Linked DNA regions of Homo sapiens: all the other regions are linked to region 1. The links are chromatin contacts, found by Hi-C or POLR2A ChIA-PET in ENCODE. All regions are on one chromosome and are shown on one strand. The core of a region is the stretch at or near the end of the contact, and the rest is flanking DNA. Distances in the headings are between cores, read along the strand shown. Region 1 holds the start of ARRDC1-AS1 (ARRDC1 antisense RNA 1). Region 2 holds the start of C9orf163 (chromosome 9 putative open reading frame 163). Region 3 holds the start of NOTCH1 (notch receptor 1). Region 4 holds the start of TMEM250 (transmembrane protein 250).

Region 1 (2,700 bases), core at 23-2,522:
GCATTGAATTTAAGAATTCCCCTGCACCTTCCCAGTTTACTTATTTCAACACCCCCCAAAAATGCAGGAAAAAAATAAACAAAAAGGCCATACATTACCTGAGTTAAAATACAGTGTTAAGTCTATGCACCAGGATACTGTACGGCTTCTTACTACACCTTAACTTTCTAAGCTTTAGAAGTCTCAACTGTTACTAGACAGTTAATTTCAAAGAAATACTTCTACGCTGACAGTTTTCTCCAAACCGGTCCCTTATCTCAGCCCTAGGACCACACTATTTCTGCATCTCCACGGACACACCACCTCCTGCTTGCTTTTCCTTCAGAGGGACGCCAGTGGTCCACTCGCAAGACTTTAATCTCTACGCTGCTTCCTTTCCTAAGCAAGGAAACAAACTATCCTTGAGAATGAGCACGGGGAAGGCCGAGACCATTAACAAAAGAATGTGAACTTTTTACATCGAGAGCCCTTTAAAGCTGCTGGTTTGGAAATAAACTTGAGTCCGCAAGCTTCCCACCGAGCGTGCTTTCCTGCTTCTGACAGCCAGCAGGGCTGGAGCAGCATTGTCTGGGGAGAAACACGCCGGGACTGGCCAACTTTTCGTTAAAGATGGTGCCATCCTACTCAGAACAAAGTGAAAGGTCAACGAAGCGAAGGAAGAGCTCCGAGAGGAGGGACAGCCTCGCCTCGGCCGGCGCTCCAAAGTTGGCCGGCCCCGCTACTTTTCCTTTTGTCCTCCGCACCTCCCCGGCACCCTGGCCGAGGCCCTCCCCGCAGATCCGGCTTGCGGGCGGCGGCGGCGGCACGGGGTCCGTGGGGGGCGCGGGCACAGGTACGCGGTCGCCTCCCTCACCTGCGCCCCCGCCCGCTCCCCCAGCCGCCGCCCGGCCCGCGCCGCGCACAAAGCGCGCCCGGCGGGAGCGCGGGCCGGACGCCCGGCGGCCTCGGCCCGGCCTCGGCCTGAGGCGGCGGCAGCGGCGGCGGCGGCGGCGGGGGGACCCGGGGCCCCGCCCGCCCGCCGGCCGCCTGCCGCCGCCCCGCCCGGTTCTTCGCCCCCGCGCCGCCTCCGCCGCTGCCCGCCGCCCCCGCGCCGCCCCCCGCCGGCCCCGCTGCTCACCTCGGCATCGGCGGCGGCCATGGCCCGGGCCCGCAGCGTGGCCCCGCCCCTCCCGCGCGCCATCGCCCCGCCCGCGCCTCGCGGCCCAGAGTCGGGGCGGGGCCGATCGCCTACGTCTGCGCCTGCGCCTGCGCCCGCGCCTGCGCGTTGGAGCTCGACCGGTGCGGCGCCTGCGCACTGGAACCAGGCGTGCGGCGCCCCAGGCGCCGGGCCTGCGGCGGCCGGAACCGGAACGCGCGCCCGCGGGGTAGGAGACCTGGAGCTGGAGAACCCGCCCGCCAGAGTCGTAGTAGTGGATGGGGAGTAGCCGTCCCATTTTCAACACATGTCTCATTCTAAATTGACGTTTTGGTGGGCTGGCCGAAGAAGGAGAAAGACCCGCGGCTCCGACCTCTGACCTCTAACCCCGGACGCACTTTGATTTCGCCGGCTTGCGCGGAAGGCTGACTCCCTGGGCCGCGGCCTGGCGCGGGAGCCGCCTGTGGGGTGTCCCCGGCGCGGGAGGGTGCTCTGGTTCAGGCAGGTTCCCGTTGCGGCGGGGTTCCCTCGGTTGGGAGGAATGCCCCTGCCGAGGGTATGCTCCGGCTGGAGGGGGTGTCCCTAACGGCGGGAATACCTGGACTGGCTGGGGTGTCCCACTGGGGAGGGTTTCCCGGTGGGGAGGTGTCTGGCGGGGGAGCGGCTCCGGCTAAGCATGGGTGTTCTGCTAGGAGGATGTGTCTGGCTGGGGGCGGTGTCCCAATCGGGAGGGTTGCCCTGATGGGGGAGGTTCTACAGTTGTGGAGATGCCAACCTGGGGGGCGCTCCGGTTGGGGGGTGTGCCCTCTCTGGTTACCCCGCTCTCGCTGCCACTCATAGGCCCGCTGCCCAGGTATGCACAAGTCAAGGCCTTTTCTGCAGACCAAGTAGCCTTCCCTGGAGAGCGCCCCCAGCACCACGGAAACTACCTACATGCCCCGCGGTGGTCAGCCCGCCTTATCCCAGCCCCGAGACCCAAAACAAGAAGCATGGACTGAATTTGAGGTTTCTGGATGGTCGTGTGAACCGAGGGGACGGGTACTGGACTGACAAGAAATGAGCCTTGAAGGTCAATCTGGGTGACACCCGAGTCTCCTGGTGAGTCGGACTCCGGAGAATTATCTCAAGTCCAGCATAGACAGCGCACATAGACAGAAAAGGAAACGGACAATCCCAAGTGCCAAGGGAACCTTCCCAGGTTTCTTTAGGGCAGCTAAACTGCTCTGTCAAAGCCTAAGTCCATTTATGACAGGCCGAGCACCCTGAGCCCTCGCAGGAGACACGAGCGCCTTCATGGCCCTCCTGCCCCGCACCCACCTCTCCGCCACCCCTGCTGTCTGTCCCTTCCCTGAAACCTTTATTTCGAGTGTCTTTGTGGCTTCCCTCTTTACCATCCTTGAGTTGAAATATCACCTCTTAAGGGAAGCCTTCCCTCTCCTCCCTAGTTAAAATGATACTGCCCCCCCATACCTGTCTTCGTTGACTTACTTGGCTCCATCACAGTGTGTGTCATGTGACTCTCCCACATCCTGATTTGGAATATTGTCTCCCTACTAGAATGTAAG
Region 2 (2,700 bases), core at 110-2,609, 1.1 Mb after region 1:
TGGGAAGAAGCAGATGGGGGCAGCGGGGCTGGGGCTGGGCCCTACCACGTGCTCCCTAACTCTGTTCAAACAGGTCAGGAATCTGACTCCTGAAAGGCAAATGTTAGCTGAGCAGATTGGCCCTGGTGCCACGTCAGCCGGACTGAAGCTCTCCCTGCACCGCCTGCGGCCCTGCTGGCGTGGCACGGATATCACCCCCTCCCTCACCAGCCGCCGGCCCAGCTGGGGACAAGGGTGGCTCCCACCCAGGGAGGACCTCAGCCGCTGCTGGGAGCTCAGCCTCCCGCGATGCCATCGGGCGGGCACCCCCACCACGGCGCCTGCCCTCTGGAAGGAGCAGCAGAGGAAGGCCGCGGCTCTTCCCTGCCCTTGCCAGGCAGGTGTGCAGGTGAGTGGGCCCGGCATGGCTGGCCGCTTCCTCAACCGCTCAGCCTCCCTCGGCTCCTCCGAAAAATGAGGGCACAGAGGATAGTGCCCACCTGTTCCCTGCGATCTTCCGCGGGAGGGCGTGGATGCTGCCTGGCCTGGCCGTGGCAGGCACAGGAGCGCCTACCCGCCTCACCCCTCCGCTGGGTCGCTCTGGCCGCCCGAGCGCCCGGGCCCACTCGCCACCGACGTGCACTCAGCCAAGGCTGGGACCCCAGCGCCCCTGTGGGGCTGGCGGCCGGGGGAACGAACCGAGTAGGCCGCACCTCCCCGGGAGGACAGCAGGGCTGGGGCCAGGGTGGGCCTGGGAGGGCCCGGCGCAGCAAAGGCGCAGGGCGGAGCTTGGGGACGAGGAGCCCGCGCGTCCCCCTTGCGAGTCGGCGGACACCCGGCTCCGCGCGGTGGCCGGGCCGCCCCTCCCTGCCCGGGCCTCTGTGCAGAGCGAAGGGACAGTAGAGGATGCGTCGGGGAAACCCCAGGACGCTGGCCAGGGACTGGCGGCAGCCATCGACCAACTTCCGGCGCCGCTCGGTGCCCGCGGCCACGCCGTAACCAGGCAACCAGCGCGCAGGCGCAGTCGGCCCTCCGCGTCCCGCAGCTCCGGCCGCTCCCGGCGCATGCGCGGCCGCCGCCGCCTGCCCTCCAGCCTCCCAGCCCAACGGAAGAATGCGAGGAGCGCGCCCGCGTCAGGGCCCCGCGCTTCTCAGCTGGGCGGAGTAGCCGTTCTCGGTGCGTGAGCCTGCTGGCATCGGTCCTGCAGACTGATTTCCCGCTTGTGGCCTTGATTGAAGAATCCCATCTCTTCTCACATCTTAAAACGAAAAAAGACTGGGAGAAAGAGCCAGCGTAAACAGGGCGACGTACTGGGACGGCCCCGGCGCGCCTGGCCGGGCAGGTGGCGAGGGGCGGGGCCAAGCGGTGAGGCGGCAGACGGACGCCGGAGGGGGGCGGGGCCACGGGCGGGGAAGGACGGCCGAGGGGCGGGGCCAAAGGGGCGGGAACGACAGGATGAGGCGGAGAAAGACGGACGACGGGCGGGGCTAAGGGGGCGGGACGAAAGAATGAGGCGAGGAACGACGGAAGAGGGGCGGGGCCAAGGGGAGCGGGAACTACAGGATAAGGCGTGGAAGACGGGCGGGGGGCGGGACGAAAGAATGAGGCGGGGAAGAACGGACGCCGGCGAGGGGCGGGGGCAGAGGGGGCGGGACAGAGGGATGAGGCGGGGAGGACGGACGCCGGCGAGGGGCGGGGCCGAGGGATGGGCTGTGAAGGGCTGAAAGAGAACGCGTCTGGGCCGACGAGCCGAGGGGCGGGGCCAGGGGCGGGGCGCGCGCTGATGTCGTAAGCCGGACACGTCGGCGGCGCGGCGGCCGCGGAGACCCGAGCCGGATGTGCCAAGATGGCTGCGGCGGCTGAGGTGTCTGTGCTCGTCGCCAGCGTCGGGTGGGCTTTCGCCCGCGGCTCCTGAGGGATCGGTCTCAGCCGCGCGGGTGAGGGGGCGAGCGCGGGTGAGGGGGCGAGCGCGGGAGGAGGAAGGCGGAGGCCGGCCGGCGGAGCCAGGCCGTGGAGGTCGGGGCGCGGAGGAGAGGAGGCGGCTGGGCCCAGCCCCGAGCGGGCGGTGCATCTCGGGTCCCGCCGGGGCCGGTCGAGGGGACAGACGTCCGGGCCCCCGGGCCAGAGCGGAAGGCCGGACGCGGCGCGGGCCGCCGTGGGACTCGAGGGACTGACGTGGACCCGGCTGGGCTGCGGTGACGCCGGTTCCCGGGGCGGGAGGCTGGACCCCCAGGCACCCCTCGTAAGACTCTTAACTTTTCAAATGAGCGTGTCTTGTCCTCACCGGCTAGAAGGCTTCCTTAGCGATGCTGGTGAAGAGACACATTTACATTTGAACCAAAGAGCAGAGTTGTTTGTTTGTAATTTCTTGATTGGGCGATCAGGATGTTGCAACAGAGGCCGAGGGTTAGAGGAGTGTGTGTGATCCGGCTCGCCCCTTTGTGATGGAAGTGTTACAGTAGAGCCTTCAGAAACATCAGAGCCATTTAAAGTCAGTTTTTGCCGCTTAAGAACACTTTTAAATGGCTTGTAAGTTGGGTGTGGATTGTATATTAAGATTTTGTTTTACATGTGTGATGCCGATGTTAACCAAAGAGGTATTTCCCATCCCCCATGTGGCAATACGAAGCAAACGGAACCGCAGACGGTTCTTCCTAGAAGTGATACTTTTGCAAGTTTCAGCACAATGCAGCCTCCCTGCGTTTTTTCCTCATCCCCTTT
Region 3 (2,700 bases), core at 72-2,571, 1.1 Mb after region 1:
GGCCAGATTCTGGGAGGACGCAGGCGAGGGAGGCTCCCAGCAGCAGCTACAGGGGCGGGACAGGCCGCCTGCACTGGCTGTTTCCAGAGTGCTCAGCATTTGGCAAGAGGTGTGCCAGGAAAGGCTTGCTGGGGTCAGGTGTGAGATTTGTCCTGCTTTCTGTGCCTGCCTCTGCCACCATGCTCTGGGGTTTCTGCAGCCCTCCCCCCAGGCCCCCACAGTCCTAGGTCCCTCCCAGCCTTTCGGTCTCCCCGCAGGGCAGGCTTAGCCCTCCTACTCCAGGAGGGGCGCCGGGACACGCGCCTTCTGCCATCGCACTCACCACCCTGTGTTGGGGTGGGGAGGGGGCGCTGTCTGTCCCTGGCACGAGGCCGTGAACTTTGCGCAGGGACTATGGCAGGCATTTTGGACTCCTGGCGCTTAACCAGGCTTGGCACAGGGTGCCCGTGCCTGGCATCGTGGTGGAGAAATAAATCAGCCGGAAGGAGCACGTGGGAAGGGCTGCGCCGGCGCCAGCGGCAGATCCGCCCGACCCGTTTGTGCTTTCTGGGGCCACCTTAGGCAGGCGGCGCCCGGGCAGGAGGAGGACGGTGACCGAGGAGCGTGTCGACGCGGGTCCCCCTTGGGGGAGCGGGGCACAATCCGTCCGCGAGGCACTGGTCCCGGCTGCTCCCTCGGGGCGCCCGGAGTCCCCTGCCCAGAGGCCGCGGCGCCCCCATCCCTCGCGGTCAAGTGCTCGGGCAATCACGGCCAGGGATGTCTGGCGGCGATCGATCCTCTGGACGCCTAAAGCCGCGGCCACGGGGCCCTCGGGAGGGAGTGAAGCCGCTGGGCTAGGGGCGCACACACGGCTAGGCCACTCTCCCAGAGCCCTGCCCCGGGCCCGGGGTCCCCCAACGTGGCCTCAGCTGCTCCCCGCCCGGCCCAGCGCACGGTGCACACGGCTGTCCGCGGCCTCGCCCTCCCCATTCCGCCCCGGGCTCCTCCGCTTATTCACATGCAAATTTCAGTCGCCAGTTGTCGCCGAGCGCGGCAACCGCCAGAGCCGGATCCTTCCGCAGCCCCGGCTCAAACTTTTGGCCTCTGAAAACTTTCAAACGAGAAGTAGTCCCAGGCGCCCGCTCCCGACCCACGCCGCGCCGCCGGGTCCCTCCTCCCCGGAGAGGCTGGGCTCGGGACGCGCGGCTCAGCTCGGGGAGGCGCAAAGGCGGACGGGGCGTGCGGGAGGAGGTGGCCGCGGAGGGGGCGGGGGGACCGGCGGGGGTGGGGCCGGGCGGGGCGGGGCCGGCGGGGGCGGAGCGCACCTCGACTCTGAGCCTCACTAGTGCCTCGGCCGCGGGAGGGAGCGCAAGGGCGCGGGGCGCGGGGCGCGGGCGCGGGCGCGAGCGCAGCGAAGGAACGAGCCGGGCGCGGAGCCGGGCCCGGGGGCCTGCGAGAGCACAGCGCCGCCAGCCAGCCGGGGAAGAGAGGGCGGGACCGTCCGCCGCCGCCCCGGGACCGTACGCCGCGCGTGTGCGTCCCAGCCCCGCCGGCCAGCGCAGGAGGCCGCCGCCCGGGCGCAGAGGGCAGCCGGTGGGGAGGCATGCCGCCGCTCCTGGCGCCCCTGCTCTGCCTGGCGCTGCTGCCCGCGCTCGCCGCACGAGGTAGGCGCCCACCCACCCGCGAGCCCCCACTTTCCGCGCCCTTTGGAAACTTTGGCGGCGCCCGGCGCGCGCGCCCCACGGCTGGGAGCGGGCGGCGGGGAGGCCAGCATGGAGAGGGAAAAGCGGGCGGCCCGGGGCGTGGGGTTCTGGAGTCCCGGGATCAGGGAGGACCGACCTTCCCCCTCGATCCCCCCGTGGAGGCGGACTCGCGCCGCCCGTGCCTGGAGCCGAGTTAGGAGGCCGGTGTGGGGTGCTGGGGCCCCGGAGGCCCTACTCCGGGCCCGCCCTTCACCCGCCGCGCGTGGGGCTTGCCGCCGGTCGGCCGGGCGGGCGGGCTGCCTACTATTTTTCGATTTGAATAGAGTCGGTTTTGGTTTCCTGTTGCTTCTCCGGGCCATTTATCTTCTTTCTTCTTCGCCTCTGGCCCACGCCGGGGCGGATGTTGGGGCGCGGAGTGTGGGCTCTGCGGCGCCGCGTTCGCCTTCACTGACCCGCGCGGCCGGGCTGGGTCCCCGGGCTCCCGGTCGCCCCGCCCGCCGGTGCCCCCCAGCCCGGCTCTCAGTTTGGGGGAGGGGTTGCGTAAGAAGCCGCCGCGCCCGGGGGGACTGAACTTTCCTTTTGCTTTGCGGAGTTGAAGTTTGGAAAGCTTGGGGGCGGAGAGCGGGACGCGGGTGGGGGGCTCTTACATTTCTCCCCGCCGCACAGCGAGCGGGGTCTCTGGGGAATCGAGTGATTAATCCACTCTTTCTCCGAGAGTTGGAGGCGAGAATTATCTGTCCTCTTCCAGAAAGTGCGGCTCTGTGTCACACCCCCCTCCCCCGTTTCTCAGCCCCGGTAAGATGGGGAGGGAGGGGCTTGAGTAATTGATCCCTTCTCGAGATGGGGTCGAATTCCTTCCGAATGGGGGACCTTCATCCCCCTCCTGTGGGTGTATGGGGGCTGCCCTGGAGATGCGCGCCCGCGGAGGCAGGTATTGGGTGTCGGCGGAGGCGGGGCCGCGTCCCCAGGGTGCTGTCCCGGTGCCCCTGGAGGCGGCCCCGACTCCACAATGGGCCGC
Region 4 (2,700 bases), core at 93-2,592, 1.5 Mb after region 1:
CACCACGCCCAGCCTTATCTCAATAGCTAAACGTGTGGATCTGCCTCACATCTGGAGAGGCAGAGAGGTGAGCCACCAACAGGACTATTGAGGAAGGAAGGAGACCTGTTTATTGATTTTAAGTTTTTTGTAGAGACAGGGGCCTCACTATGTTGCCCAGGCTGGTCTCAAACTTCTGGGGCAAGTGATCCCCCTGCCTTGGCCTCCCAAAGCGGTGGAATGACAGGCGTGAACTAGCGCTTCTTGCCTGACACGTTTCTTTCGGAATATTTGCCGCCAGCCATCGGTAAAGAAAACAGGCTCTTGGCCTTTTTTGCTGTGCTACCTCCTGGTGGCCTTTGCTCGTCCAGATGTTCCTCGAACTCCTGCTCATGTCGGGTAAAGGCGGCTCTCTCTCCTGTGGCGGGGATGGGGCCACAGTGGAGAAGGTAGCTGTGCCAGCCCTCAGGGCGGCCCTGGTCCAAAGGACAGGGGCCCAGGAGCCAGCTCGCCGTCCCGGGAGGCCTGCAGCCAATGACGGGCCTGGTGGGCAGGAGGGCCCAGCCCCCTTGTTCCAGTGCCTTGAATTTGAAGGGCCACCCACTTTACGGTCGCCCCAGGGGCTGCTGACCCTGCCTTCCCCTCCTACCCAGCAGCCACACCCAGGAGCGCTCCCCAACACATTCCTCGCTGGAAACCCCCAGGACAACCGCCAGCCTGTACGAACCAGGCGTGAGGACACTAACACAAGTCCCCTTCCTTCACTGGGGGGCGGCGGGGGGGCGGCCCTGGGGCTGCTGCTGGGCCTGCTCGTGCTCCGGGGCTGTCCCTACTTCGGCTGCCGACGTCGCCGCCGGCCCACCGGGCCTCGCAGCTACACACCCGATCCGTGCCGCCCGGGTCCGCGTGGCGTCAGCCGCCCCCACCCTTCCCCGCCCTCCTGGAGCCTGGGGGGCGCCCTCATTCCCGCCGCCGCCCTGTCCTCCCAGCCCCAGGCCGCGCAGGAGGCCTTCGCACACGGCCCCGCGAGGACCAGACCTGCTCCCGGTCCCTGGGCCGCCCACCCCCGCCGGGAAAGCGGCTTCCTCCGGGGCCCGGCCCCACCCCAGCGACGGCAGCAGCGCGCCGGGTCGCAGACACCTCAGTCCGGGGCCAGGACCACGGTCAAGCCCTCTGCTGGGGCCAAAGGACTGCTCCACGGAAGCGCGCCTGCGCACTGCCTCTCCACGGGATGCGGTAGCGCGTGCGCGGAGGCGCGGCCCAGGAACGGCAAGCGCAGGCGCAGAAGACCAGGCGCGGCACCGAGGGCGTTCGGGGGAGGGAACGCTACGGACTGCTCGCAGCGTGCGCACGCACGCACGCACGCACGCCCTCGGGAAGCGACGAGTCCGGGACGCCCAGCGCGGGCCCGGAGCAGGGGGAAGGGAAGTGCGGCTCGGTCGGCGCGGGTGGAGGGGGCGTGAGGCCGCCCTACGGTGGCCGTCGAGGGACGGCGCTACGGCTCCCACGCTAGGCCAAACGCCTCCGGCGGCCGCGCCCGAGAGCCCCTTCACCTGCAGGGCGACCCCAGCCGGCGACGCGTGAACCACGCCCTCAGCCGCCTTGCCAGCGCCCCCAGCCGCGCGCCCCAGCACCATGCGGCCGCCCTGCGCACGGAGCCCCGAGGGACAGGGGCACCCGCAGGCCCGGCCCCTAGCACCGCCGGCCGGCCCCGAGGTCCGGGACGCCGGCGCCGCCGCGGAGAGGGCACCGGGTGAGCTGCGGTCGGGGACCCGGCCTAGGCGGGGGCCGTCTCCAGGGCAACGCGCGGCGCGGGACCCGGAAGTGGCTCCGGCAGGGGCTCTGCAGCCAGGGGGCCCGGCGCGGCGCGGCGCAGGCCCGGTGCTCACGCGGAGTTGGCCGGGGCCCGTTGCGTCTCTGCGGCCCCGAGGAAACAGTCCTGGGTCCATGGGCCGGGCCGAGCGGGCGTCTGCAGAAACGCAGGGACCCGGATGGAGCCGCGGGCCGCGAGACCCTGCGGGGACACAGCTCCGCCGAGTCGCGTTTGAGTGGCACCGCCATGGCCGGGGTCCCGGCCGGGGCGAGCTCCAGGCCAAGGCCGGCCTTAAATAGGGCCGCTCTGGCCCCTGCACCCCGTGGAGGAGCCGGGCGGAGGGAGAGGGCGAGGTCGGGCCCCTGCGGGCACGGGAGGGTCAGGCGGCCCCGGCCCCTCCCTCCTCCGCCCTGGCCAGGTCCCCACGGCAGGGCCCCAGGCTGAATCTGAAGGCAGGCGAAGCTCTTGGCAACAGTCCCCTGTAATGTTACCAACTTTCCTGCTCAGATTTTATTTCCTGACCTTTGAGTTCATTCCGTCTACAGATTATTTCGGCAAGGTATAAACGGCCTTTACTAGGTGAAGCTGGAGAGCCAAATGCCGCCTCTGCTCTTTGCAGCCCAGTCTGTAAGGGCCGCTGCCAGGCCCCGGGCCGACCCCACTGTGCACGCCAGGCCCAGCCCCTTCCCTCCCACAGCTACCCACAAAGGCAGTGCTATTGGCACCCCCATTGGACAGAGCAGGAGCCGTCTTGGGGTCAGGTGACCTGCCCAAAGTCACTGCTAGGGAAGGACAGTGCCAGGGTTCAGGCCCAGCAAGGTGACCCCACGGCCCCCGAGCCGTCCATCTGGCACCCAGCAGGTTGCTGGAGTCACCTGCTCCCGCCGGGCTCGTTTTCGGTTCACCTG

The links. A loop is a pair of places that touch in the nucleus more often than their neighbours do. ChIA-PET counts read pairs that join two places held with the same protein, here RNA polymerase II (POLR2A). Pooled maps may share reads with other maps.
Region 2: a loop to region 1 is called in a pooled map, with 19 times the contacts of the local background. The contact joins the promoter of C9orf163 here to the promoter of ARRDC1-AS1 in region 1. A Hi-C loop is called at or near these places in 2 of 168 maps with a recorded cell type or tissue (CD4-positive, alpha-beta memory T cell and breast epithelium), 4 of 37 single-sample maps with no recorded cell type and 11 of 50 pooled maps.
Region 3: a loop to region 1 is called in a pooled map, with 4 times the contacts of the local background. The contact joins the promoter of NOTCH1 here to the promoter of ARRDC1-AS1 in region 1. A Hi-C loop is called at or near these places in 1 of 168 maps with a recorded cell type or tissue (CD8-positive, alpha-beta T cell), 1 of 37 single-sample maps with no recorded cell type and 6 of 50 pooled maps. POLR2A ChIA-PET finds 5 or more read pairs at or near these places in 3 of 52 experiments (activated B cell, activated CD4-positive, alpha-beta memory T cell and naive thymus-derived CD8-positive, alpha-beta T cell).
Region 4: a map with no recorded cell type shows a loop between it and region 1 (7-fold over the local background). The contact joins the promoter of TMEM250 here to the promoter of ARRDC1-AS1 in region 1. A Hi-C loop is called at or near these places in 2 of 37 single-sample maps with no recorded cell type and 10 of 50 pooled maps.

What each region holds. Positions count from the first base shown.
Region 1 is chr9:137,617,467-137,620,166 of GRCh38, reverse strand. It overlaps ARRDC1-AS1 (ARRDC1 antisense RNA 1), which reads left to right and starts at 1,272. Exons shown (of 3, transcript NR_122035.1): 1 at 1,272-1,636; 2 at 1,976-2,233. EHMT1 (euchromatic histone lysine methyltransferase 1) reads right to left here and starts at 1,162. Exons shown (of 27, transcript NM_024757.5): 1 at 1,118-1,162. The coding sequence starts at 1,138. RefSeq lists enhancers at 36-754, 1,420-1,469 and a silencer at 1,080-1,379.
Region 2 is chr9:136,482,154-136,484,853 of GRCh38, reverse strand. C9orf163 (chromosome 9 putative open reading frame 163) reads right to left here and starts at 1,359. Exons shown (of 1, transcript NR_172629.1): 1 at 1-1,359. It overlaps SEC16A (SEC16 homolog A, endoplasmic reticulum export factor), which reads left to right and starts at 1,814. Exons shown (of 32, transcript NM_014866.2): 1 at 1,814-1,916. RefSeq lists silencers at 702-1,131, 1,282-1,461, 1,532-1,641, 1,872-2,191 and enhancers at 431-1,175, 1,921-2,666.
Region 3 is chr9:136,544,669-136,547,368 of GRCh38, reverse strand. NOTCH1 (notch receptor 1) reads left to right here and starts at 1,321. Exons shown (of 34, transcript NM_017617.5): 1 at 1,321-1,643. The coding sequence starts at 1,583. MIR4674 (microRNA 4674) reads left to right here and starts at 1,110; the gene lies at 1,110-1,196. RefSeq lists enhancers at 1-464, 2,437-2,486 and silencers at 657-756, 1,097-1,656, 1,677-1,936, 2,157-2,206.
Region 4 is chr9:136,117,517-136,120,216 of GRCh38, reverse strand. TMEM250 (transmembrane protein 250) reads left to right here and starts at 1,342. Exons shown (of 2, transcript NM_152833.3): 1 at 1,342-1,732. It overlaps LOC107987142 (a long non-coding RNA gene), which reads right to left and starts at 2,425. Exons shown (of 2, transcript NR_165242.1): 1 at 2,315-2,425. RefSeq lists enhancers at 1-514, 515-1,091, 2,245-2,700 and silencers at 759-1,148, 1,179-2,228.